Linked DNA regions of Mus musculus: region 2 is linked to region 1. A link is a loop called in an ENCODE intact Hi-C map of the cell type or tissue named here. Cell type or tissue: left cerebral cortex. All regions are shown on one strand.

Region 1 (8,000 bases):
TCTGTCAGTGCAAGCACATGAACCAGAGCTGACTCTGTAGCAGTGCTTTAAGTACAAGTTCAACCTGTTAGAAACATGACCATGCTCTCTTAGTCTGTTATCTTGGGTGGCTGTGGCATCAGCCTTTTGTATTTTACAGACAGCATTTTCATTTCATTTGAGTGGTCTAATGCATAGAGAGATAAAGTTTTTCATAGACTGTTATACATACATCTCTGAGTGCTATATAATTATGTCCCCCTCTTGTTCTTGATATTACTGTGTTTGTCTTTTATCCTGGTGATTTTTGACACAGTCTAGAGGTCTTGAGATGATACAGTCTAAGGCTCTGGATTGGGTTCAATTCTCAGCCAGTTAAAGAATTATTTAAAAGGCAAGAAAAGTCTGACATGTAGCAGGGCAGCAGGGAAACCTCACGCACAGCACACAGAATCGGCAGGTAAAGGAAGGTGTTTATTGGGAGTGAGGAGACATACACACAGGGAGCACACAGAGAAAAAGACTCTGCAAAGCAGGGCATGGAGGACTGGGACACGCGGCAGAAGCTGAAAATCCAGGCTCGTCTTGACGGTGGGCTTTAAAGTTCTGGAGCATTTCCTGCTTTAGGCTGGTCAGTGCTCCAGGCTGGTCAGTGCTCCAGGCTGGTCAGTGCTCCAGGCTGGCCAGTGCTCCAGGCTGGCCAGTGCTCCAGGCTGGCCAGTGCTCCAGGCTGGTCAGTGCTCTAGGCTGGTCAGTGCTTTAGGGGTGGTCAGTGCTCCAGGCTGGCCAGTGCTCCAGGCTGGCCAGTGCTCCAGGCTGGTCAGTGCTCCAGGCTGGTCAGTGCTCCAGGCTGGTCAGTGCTCCAGGCTGGTCAGTGCTCCAGGCTGGTCAGTGCTCTAGGCTGGTCAGTGCTTTAGGGGTGGTCAGTTTGAAGACAGACAGGCTGGTTGATTGGTCCACAACTCTCATGTGACATGTCCCGGTCCAGCCTTGAACTTGGTTAGCCGCTCCATCATCCGGGACCTACTCTGAGACAAAAGCTCAGACCCTCAAGACCAAGGAAGAAGCTGGCCATCATGAAAATCCCCACCTTTATTCCCTAGCTTGGCCCCTTCCCCTGTCTGTCTAATGCCTTGTCTTTCAGTCTCACCAGAGGTCACAAACCTTATGGACAGTTCCTCTGATGTCTCTGGTTTCCATGCTTAATTATGCGCTGTTTGTTTTCCCTTTCTTCCATTCATTTGGTCTAAAATTAATATTACCTGTTCTAATTTCTAAAGATAAAATCTTTAGCCCATTAGCCTGAACCCTCTGTCCATGTCTGACCTGTGTACACTGTTGATGGAAACACTAACATACTGCATTTTATATCATTTGTGACTTTGGTTTGGTTTTGTTTGTTTTGTTTTTCAGGAAAGGGTTTCTCTGTGTAGCCCTAGCTGTCCTGGAACTCACTCTGTAGACCAGGCTGGCCTCGAACTCAGAGATCCTCCTGCCTGTATCTCCCAAGTGCTGGGATTGAAGGCATGCGCCACCACTTTTACATTCCTCTACTGATTTCTCCTATGCCTTATTCAAAAGAAGTACGGGTTTTCACTTACAAATATTTTGCATTCATTTCTAATTTAATTTCAGTTTTGAGCAAAAATAAAATCCTAGGTTGCTTTCCTTCATTGTAATAAAACTCTGGCCAAAACCAACTCAGGAAGAAAAGGATTTATTTCACTTCCCAGACTGGAATCCATCATGAAGGAAGTCAGGGCAGGAACTCAAGGCAGGAACCTGAAGGCAAGAACTGAAGCAGAGGCCATGGAGGAACTCTGCGTCCTGGCTTGCTTCTGGTGACTTGCTCAGCCTGCTGTCTTATGGAACCCAGGACAACCTACATTCGTGACCCCACCCACAATGGGTTGGGTCCCAGGACCACCTACCCTTGTGGCCCCACTCACAATTGGCCCACTCTTCCATTAATCAGAATTCCTCAACTGAGTTGTTTGCATCCCAGGTGACTTCAATTTGGGTCAAGTTGACAAAAAAACTCACCAGCACAGAAAACTGTGTGATTTGAATTCTTTCAAGTTCATCAACTCTTAGATATCACTCCCCCGCCAAATAAATAAATAAATAAAAAGATAAAATAAAAAACATTTGACATAATTCAGGCTTCATTCATGTAAAAATTACCCAATAAAACGGGAGTGTAGACCTTTTTCTTAACACTAAATGTAGGAAGGGCTCTTGCTTTCATTAAACAATGCATCTATCATTTAATTTTTAAGCTTGATCCATGCATCCTCAGGATTTTAAAATATAAATGATAAAATATCAGGTTTGCTAATGTATCAAGAATACATTTGACAAAGAACTACAAAAGCCTTATGCGGAAAGGGAGTGACCGAGTGACAGCCCGGAGGTGTTTGTTTTTATAAAGTTGTTTGTGTGTTTGCTCGACTTATTATCTCACATGTATGAATGTTTGGCTCCATGTATGTCTGTGCTTGGGGAGTCCAGAAGATCTCCTGGGACTGGAGTTACAGTAGTTTGTGGGCCACCACGTAGAGCTGGGAAGTGAACCCAGGTTCTCAGCAAACACAAGAGTCCTAGGCCATCTTTTCAGCCCTTTCTCAGGCTTCAGTTTTGTTTTGTTTTGTTTTGTTTTGTTTTTCAAGACAGGGTTTCTCTGTATAGCCCTGGCTGTCCTGGAACTCACACTGTAGACCAGGCTGGCCTCGAACTCAGAAATCCACCTGCCTCTGCCTCCCAAGTGCTGGGTGCACCACCACCGCCCGGCTTCCCGCCCCCCCCCCCTCAGTTTTAAGGATGTAACTTTACTCTGTGCTGTCACGCTGAAGCAGACTCAAGCTCCTCCATCTCACGCTTCTTTGCTTCTCTGGCATCCCAAACCTCCTCCCTGGTGGGAAGCATCTCCCACTGAACCCTGAGGGAGCACTGAGTGAAATGAGAGGCACTTGGCCTCCACCCTCTGGATAGGATCGCTGGCCTTTCCCAGTCCAGACCTGTGACCCAGGGACAGGACTCCAACCCTTCCCCTGACTGCAGAAAGTTCTCTGTGGCCACCTGCTGGTGTGTGTCCCACCTCACACTCAAAGCTGTACTGTCCTGGGGCAATGCACTTTGTCAAAGCTGGACATGAAAACAAAGACCGTGTGCCTCTGACCCTGTGGCAGTGAGGATTCTAAGGTTAGGAAAGTATCTCACTGGGGTCTCTGTCCTCCATGCCTACCTTCCACAGCTTCTGTTCAGAGTGTTATCTCTGTCTCATCCCTTCTGTCTCCCCATGAAAATATAACATCTACTAAACACCCACAATTTTGTTTTCTCTTTCTTTATTTTCCCCCCCTCAGAACCTGATTTCTCTTGGCTGTCTTGGAATTTGCTCTGTAGATCAGGCTAATTTCAAACTTATAAATATGCCTGCCTCTACCTAAAATTGGCAAGAATTAAAGACAAGCTCCACCAAGGCCTGCTAGCGTTTTGCTGTTCTTTGCTTCTTCACCCACCCATGCCCCAGCTGTGAATGTGGCTCAGCTCTACCCAGAGCTTGCCTAGGCAGAGCACACACACAAGGCCTGGAGTTTGATCCCTGTGCTGGTTAATTTTGTGTTGACTTGACACAGGCTGGAGTCATCTGAGAGGAGAGAACCTCAAGTTATGAAATGCCTTCCTAAGATCTGGCTGTAAGGCATTTTCCTACTTAGTAATTGATGGGAGATGGCCCAGCTCATTGTGGGGTCACCCTGGCTGGTGGTCATGGGGTCTATAAGAAAGCAATCTGAGCAAGCCTTAAGGAGAAAGCCAGTAAGCAGCACTCCTCCATGGCCTCTGCATCAGCTCCTTCTTCCAGGTCCCTGCACTGTTTGGATTCCTGTCCCGATTTCCTTTGATGAACAGTGATGTAGAAGGGCCTGCTAAATAAACCTTTTTCTCCCCAAATTGCTTGGTCATGGTGTTTCACTATAGCAACACTAACCCTAACTAAGACAATGCCCACCACTGGGGGATGGGGGTATGGAAACAGTATTTCTAAAGAAAGCAAACTTTCTAACTGTAACTGAGGAAAGGAAACAACAGGAGCTATCAACTCGTCATCTCCCAGGGAGAGGAAGAAAACAGATGAAGCTGACATCTGCAGACAGGCAAGCTTCCTCACATGAAGAAAGACAGCTCAGAAGCAGACCTGAGATTCCCCAGAGCAGAACCAAGCCCACCCAGGAGTAGAAGAAGGAGACCTGGCTGAACTGTGCCATGTGGAGGGAGGGCTGGACTCTGCCTGTCAGGCTTGTGACCTTGAAAGGGTGGTGTGTCCCAGGTTCTTGAAACCCAGTGGAGGGATATTTTGTTCCACAGTCATTGTCCTAACTGTTTGGTGACGGTTTGCAATGCCCTTTAGTGTGGAAATACACTTTGTTACATCAACCATTTGCAACTTAGTTTTCACTTACAATTCTGTCATTTTCTTTACCTCTGACTTCAGTTAGCCCTCATTGTGCATCTTCTTGTTTCCTCTCCATTTAATTGCTGGGTTCCTATGTCTTTCTTAATTTGGATTTTCCTTCATGTGGTAAATGCATGATTCACTCGGTCCTCACAGCTGTTGCCCTGGCTCTTGTCCTGGTCCTTAGTCTGGAGACAATATTTGCTAGTTAATATCAGTTTTGAGGACCACATCTGCAGCTTTGTGTTAGTTTGTTTCTATTTTCTGCTCCTACCCAGGGCAGGTGAGCGCATCAGGATGAGAACCTTGAAGACTGTCTGGATTTCTAAGCTCAAAGTCGCCCTCTAGTGTTAACACAGCACAGCGCTGTTTCATTAACAATGTGGTTATGAAGTTGATGTCTGATTTTATGACTCCTGTTTCTGGAAATAATAAATTTTCCCCACTTCCTTTTTCTCATTAAAACCATGATATTTGGAGTTTCCACCATTGAAGCAATTGCTTCACTCCCTACATTAATGCTTCCCTAAGACCTTCCCCTCCAATTCCCTCATCAGACCCCTCAGCAACAGTGGAATACAGTGCACCTGTGTGGAAGGCCACAGACTACTTCCATAATGACTTCACTCAGAACAGAATGTATATATGTGTGTGTGTGTACGTGTATGTGTATATGTGTATGTGTGTGTGTGTGTGTGTGTGTGTGTGTGTGTGTGTGTGTATGTGTATATGAGGGGAGGACAGCTCTGGCTGTCCTGGGATTCACCACGTAGACTAAGCTGTTCTCAGACTCACAGATCCATTTACCTGCCTTTGCCTCCCAGATTCTGGGATTAAAACTGTGCAGAGCACAACAGGCTGGAAGGTTATTTTTGCAAAGGTGATTTTCTTTGCCCATTGGTCTCAGGACCCCCCAGTCTCTTCTCCAGTCAGATTCTATCACAGATCCGTGTGGCTTTGCTGGGGTTGAGTATCTCTCATCTTGGGGATATGTTGTTAAACATCAGCATATTCTGCCACCTCCACTGTCCTCAGAACATAAGCCCTGAGAGTGCAGAGGAACTGATAACAAGGTTAGGTGAACAACAAGTCAAAATCATCAAAATCTGGTTAAAATAGTCCTTAATGAGAAATTAGTTCCTATAAATGTATATATTGTTACAGGAGAGGTATTTAGAATAGTAATGCATCCTTTTGCTATGAGATCATTAAAAAATTAAGTGAATTAAACTTAAGGAAGACACAAGAAGATAAAAAGAAGTATTAAAAATTAGAGCAGATATCATTTTAAAGGAAAACTGACAAATAGAAAAATAAGAGTTTAAACTAGAGGTGGTTCTTTGAAGAGAATAATAAACATTATAAACCCCTATGACATAAGAAGGAAGCAAATGCTACCAGTGAGAAAGAGGAAGGCGGTCAGCCATCGCAGTCACTCAGACACCAGGTGGCTAAGATGGGTTACAACACTTTGATGCCAACAACTAAACAGGAAATGGAGACAGAAATGAAGCCCTGGACAGCTGTGGTCAAATAAGGCCATAGACTATTCTCAAAGCCACATGAGACTATACAAAAAATAGCATGCTTCTGTGACACAGGAGATTTCCTTCTTAGACAGCAGGATCTCTATGAGTTCCAGGACAGCCAGGGCTACGTGTTTCAGAAAGAGAGAAAGACAGAAACAGAGACAGAGCCAGAGAGACGGAGACAGAGAGAGGGAGGTGCAGGAATATTGAGATATGGCTACAGTAGCTCAGTTCAGATCATTTCCTTGTGATTTTCAAATTAATTGAGAGAAGAACGGGATGGTCCAGGCTACATATTTGCTTGTCTGTGGTTGTAGATTGACCTTTCCAGAAGCATCTTGCAGATTGACTGACTGGTGAGTACTTCATGGTTGTGGTCATTTCTATGCCAAAGATCATCTTCACCATCTTTAGTCTCCTATACATGACAGAAGATAAGCATAAAAAATAAATTGTATTTCTGTATACCAACAATGAACACACAGTGCCTTTCTGGCTATGGTGACCTTCCTGCAAGAATATGCCCCTTGCAACAGATCTCCTTGTAGCTTTCCAGAGGGGAGGAAAGATGAGACACTATCCTCTGTCTGCCCACAGACAATAGCAAGCTTACAGTGTAGCAGGAACGGCAGGGTGGCCTCTATGTAAACACTGGAGGCCGTGCCACTGCAAAAGCATCTCCTGCAGGAGGACCTAATTGAGGACTGCTGAGAGAGCAAGGATTGCTGGTGTAAACAATGCCAGCCAATCAGGAACTGCTGTTTAGAATAGATACTTTCCTGGAAACAATGGGGGCGAGAGTGGAGGGTATTAACAGAGCTTACAGCATTGCTCAGAGGAGCTTGCTGCAGAATTTCTCACCTGCTCCCAGAGTCTGTGTCATTGACTCTGTGCCAGCTCACCCCCGACCCACAAGAGAAGGTAGGGTCGGGCAGAGAGCTATCCAGGGCACAGGCAACATTACAGGAGGGTAATCCTCTGAGTGATGGCACAGGACAGTGAGTCCAGCTACTTGGGAGACTGGGGAAGGAAGATCCCAAGTTCAAGGCCAACTGAGGTGCAAAAAGACACTGAGGCCTCGGTAGTCAACTTAGTGAGACCCTACTTCAAATTTTAAACCAAATAAAATGGCCAGGAGGGCTTGGGATGTAGCTCAGGGTTGGAACATGGGCATTCATAAGGTCCTTTGATTCCATTCGGCACTGAGAGGAAAAGTTTAGGAAACTGCTAGGCCATGGTGACACACACCTTCAATCCCCACATTCAGGAGGCAGAGGCCGGTGGATCTCTGCATTTGAAGCCATCCTGGTCTAGAAAGCAGTTCAAGCAGGCTGAATGACAGCCAAGGCTCTAAAGAGAAATCCTGGCTAGAGAAACCCAAACCAGGAGCAGGGAAGAAAAAGAAAAAATGCAGGAAATCATACTGATGTCTTTTAGATACTTTTGTCAATCAGTTCCAGAAATGAAATATTTGGGCATGGGTCTATGAGAGCACAGTAAATAAGTCAAAGGGACTGGAGAGATGGATCAGTGGTTAAGAGCCCTCTCTGCTCTTCCACAGAACTCAGGTTCAATTCCAGAACCCATATGGTGGCTCCCAATGAGCTATAACTCTAGTTCCAGGTCCCTGTCACCCTCTTCTGACCACTACAGGCATTACACAGACACAGTACACAGACATTCATGCAGGCAAAACCCTCACAAACAAAATAAAATGAGTAAATCTAACCGTTAAACAAAACCACAAATGAATGCAGATACATGTTGCTTGTAAGCGAGGCCCGTTAGGACAGTAAAGAAAGGCACTCAGCAAACATCACCATTGCCACTAACAGGGCAGGAACATGGAATGGCTAACACTCTCTTGAAAAAGAATGAAGAGACCGGAATCAATCTGCCAATTTTAAGACATGTCAAAATGAAGATGAGCGACACTGGCCAAGTAATAAGGCCAAAACAAAAAGTTCAGAAGCAGGCCAATGAGTAATGTTTAATATTTTGGTTTTTATCGTGTTTATTGTGCATGTTTACACATG
Region 2 (8,000 bases), 310 kb before region 1:
GAAGTAACAATAGCTATTATTTTATTGTCAGTCCTGTTAATAAGTGGCTCATTTTCTCTACAAATACATATTGTCACTCAAAGACACACCTGGCTTATTATTTCAGCCCAACCTATAGCTATAATATGATTTATTTCAACCTTAGCAGAAACAAACCGAGCCTGAGGGGGCAGGGTTGCAGCAGAGCCTCAGGAAGCTTTACCTGGGGGACAGAGGCAGAGATGAAAGGTGGAGTGTCCCTCTGGGACCAGCTGGCAGGTGCCCCCATTGAGACAGCTTCCAGGAGGGCAGGCTCCCTTCCTGAGCTTGCACTGGGGACCTTCCTGCCCCACAGGGCAGAGACACTGGTAGGAACCCAAGGTGTTATGGCAGGAGGTGCCCTGAGGGCAGGGTCCCGGCTCCAGGAAGCACTCGTTGATGTCGCGTTCACAGGTGTGACCCTCGAACCCAGGTGGACAGCGGCACTGGATCTGGGGGTATGTGGCCAGGCACACGCCTCCGTTGGCACAGGGGTTGGCTGAGCAGAAGTCTCGGAGCTGGCATTGCTCACCTGCAGCAGGGCACAGGGTTGGAGTGGGGGAGGGGGCGGTTTCAGGCACTGCCCTGTCTATTTTATGCGTTGAAGTGTGCTCAGCGGTCTGTGTGCAGGAGCCCTGCCTGCGTTCCCCGTCTCCCACCTGTTTTCTCAAGCCCATTTACCCTGGTGCTCCCTGGCCTGTCTTTGTTCTGCTGTACATTAGGTAGGAGGCTTGTGTGTGGATTGCTCACACCCTCTACTTTGGAAAGCACATGTAGCTAACAGTGGGAGTTTTACAAATTGCTTGGGACAAGGGTTCCCTGCAGTGGTACCCTGCTGGGTCACTTTGCCTCTCTGAGTGAATTTCTTGTTGTTGTTGCTATTATTGTTCACATTTTGGTTTTCTTTAAGTCAAGATCTAATATCAGCATTATCTAAAGATGACTTCAAACTTCTCCTCTTTCTCCTTTTTTGACGCAGGGTCTCTCTACATAGCCCTGGCTGTTCTGGATCTTGCTCTGTAGACAACACTACTCTCTAACTCACAGAGATGCTCCTGCCTCTGCCTCCTGAATGCTGGGATTTACTACACCGCCCAGCCTGACTTTGAGCTGCTGATCCTCCTGCATCTACTTCTTGAGTATGGGCGTGTGTTCCAGCCTCTGCAGCTGAATAATGCACCATTGCATCAAATGCTGGCATCCATGCATGCTGGGCTAACACTCTGCCAGCTCAGCTACCACCTCCAGCCCTGCTTTCTACTCTTTTGTTTCTCTCCTTCCATGGTATTGTGTGGATCCCACAATTGAACTCAGGTTGCCAGGGTTGGAAGCAGGTGCTACCTACGGAGCAGTCTTGCTGGCCCGACTGTCCCGTTCTTTACTTTTTTCCATTTTACAGATTTTTTTTACATGTTTACGAGTGTTTTGCATATGTCTGTATGTCTGTGCACCACATGTGTGCCCAACACCTGCAGTGGCCAGAAGGTATGTCTTTGAGGGAGTTTACAGATTGGGAAAATTGAAGTGGGGAAAGCTACTCTGAATGTGGGCAGCACTATTCCCGTATTGCTGTTCCGGACTTGCATAAAAAGCAAGCAAGCCGTGTACCAGCACTTATCTACGTCTGTGTGCTAGTTAGTTGTGTCTACCAATTTGCCACAACCCAGATCACCGGAGAAGAAAGCCTCAGTTGAGGAATTGCCTAGGTCAGGTTGCCCTGTGGGCTTGTCTTTGGGATCCTCTAGACTGATAATTGATGCAGAAGGGCTCAGCCCACTGTGGGCAGCACCATTCCCTATGCGTGGCATCATTCCCTAGGTGAGGGTCTCAAACTATGCATGGCAGGAGAACGCTAGATGAGACCAAGCAAGCAAGGGTGTTGCCGTTCTCTCTGCTCTTGACTGTAAATCTTGTATGATCTGGCAGCTTTGGGTTTCTGTTCAATATTAGGCTGTCACCTCTACCAGGACTTCCCTACCAGGATGCTGAACCCTCAGACCTTGAGCCTGGATAAAGCCTTCCTTCCTTCAGGCAGCTACTGCCATTGTGGGGAGTTGAGTCACAGCAACAAGAATGACTTACAGGCTCCTCCTGATTGTACTTACCTGTCCACCCAGGCTCGCAGGAGCACTGTGGGCGGCCTGAGGCCTGAACATAGCAGTGACCCCCGTTGGAACAGAAAGAAGGTGGACAGAGCTCTTCCAGATGGGTTTGGCATCGATCACCGGTGAAGCCAGAGGGGCAGGTGCAGGAGAAGTGAGGGGTCAGTGGAGAAGTAGGACTACGGGAGCTTGGGGGTGTGGGGAGCAGGGCTTGGCAGCTGCCACCATTCTTGCAGAGTTGGGTATCCCTGCAGGGGTCAGGAAACTGGCAAGTCTCACCCAGAAATCCAGGGGCACACCTAGGGGTAGAGGGACATTTCAGGCCAGTGATTCCCCCTCCTCCTCCCCGTCCTGTCTCCCCAGGTCCCGCTCCTATGATGCACACTCACTGGCAGATCCCTTGTCCCCGAGATAGCCTCAGGCAGGTGCCTCCGTTGGCACAGGGCTCTGGGGATCCTCCACACAGAAGCTCTGGAGAAGAGACTGGAAGATGAGATGGAGCCCAGGGTCCAAGGGTCTCCAGATGGCTTGCCCTTCCTCCACCAGGTCCTCCTTACAGGCCACTGACCAGCAGCTCAGCACTCCCCCACCCCATGTTACCCAGGTGCATGGTGCTCTATCATTCTCTCTCTCTCCTTCACACCCCAGTCCCAGTCTCCACAGGGTCCCCTTGTCCCAGCCTTGTCCCAGGCCTTCCATTCATAGCTTGTTATTCTTCCCACCCCTTTCCTGTTTATTCTCCAGTCTCCCAAGTTCAGCCCAGCTCCATCCCCCGGAAGCAGGGCAACAGGGCTTAGGAGGGAGCCAAGAGCGCTCCTGGGATGTGAATGGCTGAGACACCTAAGGGATTTCCTTCAGGAAAGGCCAGCAATGAGCCACTGGGGTTGGGGACATCTGGACAGAAAGGGAGCCGGTGGGCTCTTCTCTGTCTCCATCTCTTGCTTCTCACTCCTCTCTTCCCCATATCAGGCAGTCCATTTTTTCTCCTGTTTGTCTGTCTGTTCCTCTTACTTCAGAACCAGCTGGCTTCTCCCTGGGCATGGACACCCTCCTTCCCACCCAACAGCAGGCACCACCCCTAGCACCAGGCACAAACCTGGGTCTCCTGTAGCCCCGGAGTCAGTCAGCCCTCCCTGCAGGTTGTCCCCATTAGAGGGGACAGAATCTCCTCCCTCCAGTGTCCTTTCAGAGCCTGGGACTTGGCTTTCTTCCCTGACCTCACCAAGCATCTCCCCAAGAGAGATATGCCCCCACCCCCTCACCTCTGGTCAGGATGACAGGGAAATTGAGTGGCAAGAGCAGCAGCAGCAGCAACTGGGGCTGCATTCCAGAGCGCCTGCCCCTGGCCCGGATCTCCTCTCCCTCTTCAGGCAGGGACCCTCAGAGCCCTTGTGGCCAGGCAAGGCCACCTCCTCTGCCTCTACCGCCCTTCTTCCTCCTGAGCCTGCTGCACGCCTCAGTCTGAGCTGTTTCCTGAGTCACACAATGTCCTGGACACCCTACTGATGGGGGGTGGGGGGAGCGAGAGGTTGGTGTGTGTGTGAAGGAAGACAAGGGAGAGTAAGAGAGGGGCGTGGCTGGCCGGGAGGGGAGCTGGTTTGCTCTTAGGGCCCAGGGTGGGGGGTCAGCCAAATGGGGGAGTTCCTGTCATTTTAATGGTCAATACGGCTTCCTTTTCACAGGACTGGGAGTGGCAAGGGAATGCTACTGTGACCCAGGAAGGGCAGGTCTTAGACAGAGGTGTTGGGACAAGGGGAGGATTCTCAGTTTCTGGTGTGACACACCCTCTTTTCAAAGGAGCAGCAACGTGTCTTGAACTGAAACCGGTCACTTTGGCAAACCCAGGGGATCTTTAGACCTTTCCTTGGCTCTTTCTGGGGGTGTTAGTTTTTTTTTTTTTTTTTAAAGATTTATTTATTTATTTATTTATTTATTATATGTAAGTACACTGTAGCTGTCCTCAGACACTCCAGAAGAGAGAATCAGATCTTGTTACGGATGGTTGTGAGCCACCATGTGGTGGCTTGACCTTCGGAAGAGCAGTCGGGTGCTCTTACCCACTGAGCCATCTCACCAGCCCGGGGTGTTAGTTTTTTAAAAAGGTATTTTGAGACAAGATCTCACTGTGCGCAACATCCTGGCTGTGCGAATCGTCCTGGCTGGCCTGGAACCTGTGGGATCCTTCTGCAGCTGCCACCTGGGTGCTGAGGTTACAGGCACATGACTCCATGCCTGGCTTTTTCCTGGGGAGTGGACAGGACGCTGGGCCCTCCTCCGAGTGGAGACGGAACCCAGGCTTCCCGTGTTCTACACTGATACTTTACCACGAGTCTGGAGGCTTGGCCTTCCTTCAGAGAGGAATGTAAAATATTGTCATTACCAATAACAAAGGGACACTCTATTTCATCCACCTCTACCTCTCTCCTCCACAAAGGATGCTGGGGTACAGTCAAGATGTTAGTCAAGACATAAAATTTAAGTCATCTATAAAAAAAGACAACCATAAAGGGAATTCATTACCCCCAAAAGTTCATGCTACCTCCTTTTATCTTTATTAAAAGCAAGCAAGCAAACAAACAAACCCAACCAACCAACCAAATAAAAAACAAAAACACAAAAAAAACAAAAAAACCTCAACTTTGGACAAGGTCTCATTCTGTAGCCCAGGCTGGCCTGGAACTCACCAGGTAGTGGAGGCTAGCCTCAAACTCACGAGCATCCTGCCCCAGTCTCCTAAGTGCTGGGATTACAGTGTGTGCTATAATGCCCAGGGCTCACTCTCCCTGAGGACCCAGCACAGCTTTGGAGTCAGCCATTCTTGGAGCTCTGCAAGCTCTAGGTACGGCCCAGGGTGGAGGAGCTGTCTGCAGGAGCAGGTTGCTCAGCCTCGAGCAGTCCTGGAAGCTGCCTGCAGTAGGATCTGCCTGCTAGGAACACTGACAGTGTGCCCCCACCCCCACCAGGCTGGCCTTGAACTTGCTGTGTTGGTGAGGATGACCTTGAACTCCTGATGCTCCTGCTTCCATCTCCTAATTGCTAGGATTACTGCTGTGCACCGATGTCCCCTTTGTTTACACTGCATTGGAAATCAAACCCTGAGCTTCATGCACCCTGGGCCAGTCCTGGTTCACTGAGCCACTACACACACACACACACACACACACACACACACACACACATATGAATATATATATATTCATATATATGTGTGTGTATACATATATACTATTATATAATATATATATACTATATTATATATAATCATATAATATATATTATAATATATAATCATATTTAGCCTTATATTGGGAATTTAGTCAGCTATTTGGTTTTACAGATGGCTCTAAACTTTGAGACTGTCTGATGTTTGAGGTGTTTTGGGGGGATGTTTGGTATCAAACCTAGGGCCTCATATGTGATAAGCATGTGCCCCACTACAGAGCTAACTGCACCCCCCCCCCCCCATCACTCTTAACCGCTTGCCTAGGGCTCTACCATATAAGCCCTAGGTCACTTCAACTAGTTTCCTATTGAGACTTGTCAGAGAGGGCGTCCGTTTTCAACAGGATCAACTGTTTTGCAGGAACTAGAGCTTACACATCTGTGTGGTTGCCTGCTTTCTTAGGCTAACTGGGAGTAAACTCATGAGCCTACAGATGACCATGGAATGAAAACTTGGTCATTAAGCCTTGGCAGCATCCTCCAGCAGACAGTGCAGGACTTTCTATTCCAGTGAGTAATGTCTGCGTATGTCTTACTGTTGCCAGATCTCCAGTTCTTGCTCTTCATTCGACTTCTTGCCACAATGTCTCTTTGTTGCTTCAAAATTGCAGTTGTGCTGGTTAAGGCAGGAGGACTGGAATCTAAGGCCAGCCTGGGAAGACTTCATCTCAGAATAGTGTTTTTTTTTTTTTTTTTTTTTTTGTTTTGGTTTGGTTTGTTTTTTTTTTTGTTTTTTAATTAAACTGCGGACAACCCCACCCCATTTTGTTAATTAGGGTTAACATTGTTTCACATGTGTGACAGTTTTCGTGTCTCTTGTGCATTTCCTGTCTGTTCTTTCAGCCCATTGTCCTCAAGATGTGTCATTTTCCCATAGCAGGCCCTAGTTGAGGCAGCTGCGATCTGGGAATATCCTGTGTGAGCAGTCCCTGCTTTCCTGTGCCTGGTTTGCAGATCTGGGGCACCTGGTGTTGGCCGAGCAGCAAAGTGAAACCTGGAAGAGACACCTGGTTTCTGGAGGAACCACCAAAGCTCAGTGGGAAGAGACAGCTTCACATCACTTAGAAGGGAGGCTGGAGCTTGTGAGAAAGGAGAAATGGTAACGCAGACAGGGAAGTGGTGATGCAGAAGGGGAAGCAGGGGTGGGTGGGGGAAGGGCTGTGTGTGTGGCTGCGCAGGGCACTGCTCACTTTATCCTGCCGGAGGCGAGGCACCTGCTCAGGCTGCCTGTGCTGCTCTGGTCCCGGTAATCTCCCAGGGCTCAAAGTGGGCATCTCTCAGAGCGCTTCCTTCTCTTTCCAGCTTCCGAGATGGACACTGATCAGTTGCCTGGGGAACATGATCTCTGTAACGAGGTAGCGAGGTAGCGGGTGTAGTGAGGTACAACCCTCCCCAACCCTCCCCCCCCCCTTCCGCCTTACCCCTCAGACTTGGGCTTTCCTTTCATTGTATATCCCTGGAGAAGGATAACTGTGTCAATCGTTCATTCACACCTCAGCTGTAGGAACTTTCCACATAAGGAAGGACAGCGTTCCTGTGCGTGTTTCCTGCCATGAGTACCTTTCTCGGCCCAAGTTTGCCTTAGTCTAGGCCCTTCATTGCCACCCTGATCCAAACTAGAACCCCTCCGGTGTTCCCATCCCTTACCCCTTTTTTTTCTTTTTTCTTTTTTGGTTCTTCTCCTTATTATTTTATTTTAAACCATCTAAACTATCATCGTCGCCATCTGGTTGACCACAGTCAGCAACTTCTCCAAGGATTGGGGTCTGAATGATTGAAAACATAAAACTGTAAAACCCGGCTCTGGGACCAGAGAGATGGCTCAGAGGTTAAGAGCACTAGATGTTTGTCCAGAGGACCTGGGCTTGGTTCTCAGCATCTGCATCCTGTGGCTCACAATTGCCTAGAACACCAACTTCAGGGGATCAGACACCCTCTGCTGGCCTCTACAGGTGCACCCTCTCCAGTGCGCATGAACACATCCCCACCCGGACGCCAAATAATATAAATAAAAATCTCATAACACACAAACAAAGCTTGTTCTATTGGGAGGGGTCCATTTTATTTTTTTTTATTTTTTTTTTTTTATAAATCTTTTTTTTTTCTTTTTTTTTTTTTTATTATTTATTTATTATATGTAAGTACACTGTAGCTGTCTTCAGACACTCCAGAAGAGGGCATCAGATCTCATTACGGGTGGTTGTGAGCCACCATGTGGTTGCTGGGATTTGAACTTCGGACCTTCGGAAGAGCAGTCGGGTGCTCTTACCCACTGAGCCATCTCACCAGCCCGAGGGGTCCATTTTAGATGCGTTGCTTGGTACCAACAAGAGTTTCTGCCTAGTTGCTTTTGAACTTGACCGTTGGATGCTTTAGTGATAAGCAGGGCCATCGCCCCGCCCCGCCCCACCCCGCCCCGCCCACACCTCCCCTAGCGCTGAGCACATCCTGCGCCATTAAATACCCACAGGAGGGCAGTATCCGCTGCACTCTCGGTGAGGTGTGGAGCACCTTGCTCTCTACTTCCCTTATGACGCTGTGTTGGCTCCCATATTTCCAGACCGTTTCTCTTTCTGTTCTTCCAATCAAGTTGATTTGTGCCTTACCTTTTGGTTCATGGTCCCTTTTCCTTTGTAATTTCCATTCTGCTCTAAAGCC

What was found. Peaks named below come from ENCODE experiments on the same cell type or tissue, not always from the same donor. Only the 100,000 strongest peaks of a DNase experiment are listed, where the experiment ranks them.
Region 2: it touches region 1 in a loop (2.6-fold over the local background); 2 of 42 quality-filtered maps call a loop at or near these places.

What each region holds. Positions count from the first base shown.
Region 1 is chr17:34,246,850-34,254,849 of GRCm38, reverse strand. Gm20506 (a long non-coding RNA gene) reads right to left here and starts at 7,515. Exons shown (of 5, transcript XR_003952412.1): 1 at 5,243-7,515; 2 at 4,463-4,623. In left cerebral cortex, CTCF peaks have their summits at 3,071 (motif pointing left), 4,781 (motif pointing left) and 7,604 (motif pointing left); DNase peaks (open chromatin) are centred at 3,490 and 4,778.
Region 2 is chr17:34,559,892-34,567,891 of GRCm38, reverse strand. It overlaps Notch4 (notch 4), which reads right to left and starts at 3,597. Exons shown (of 30, transcript NM_010929.2): 1 at 3,383-3,597; 2 at 2,510-2,591; 3 at 2,124-2,419; 4 at 203-550. The coding sequence starts at 3,446. In left cerebral cortex, CTCF peaks have their summits at 3,436 and 7,811 (motif pointing right); a DNase peak (open chromatin) is centred at 6,403; H3K4me3 peaks cover 1,001 bases; H3K27ac peaks cover 931 bases.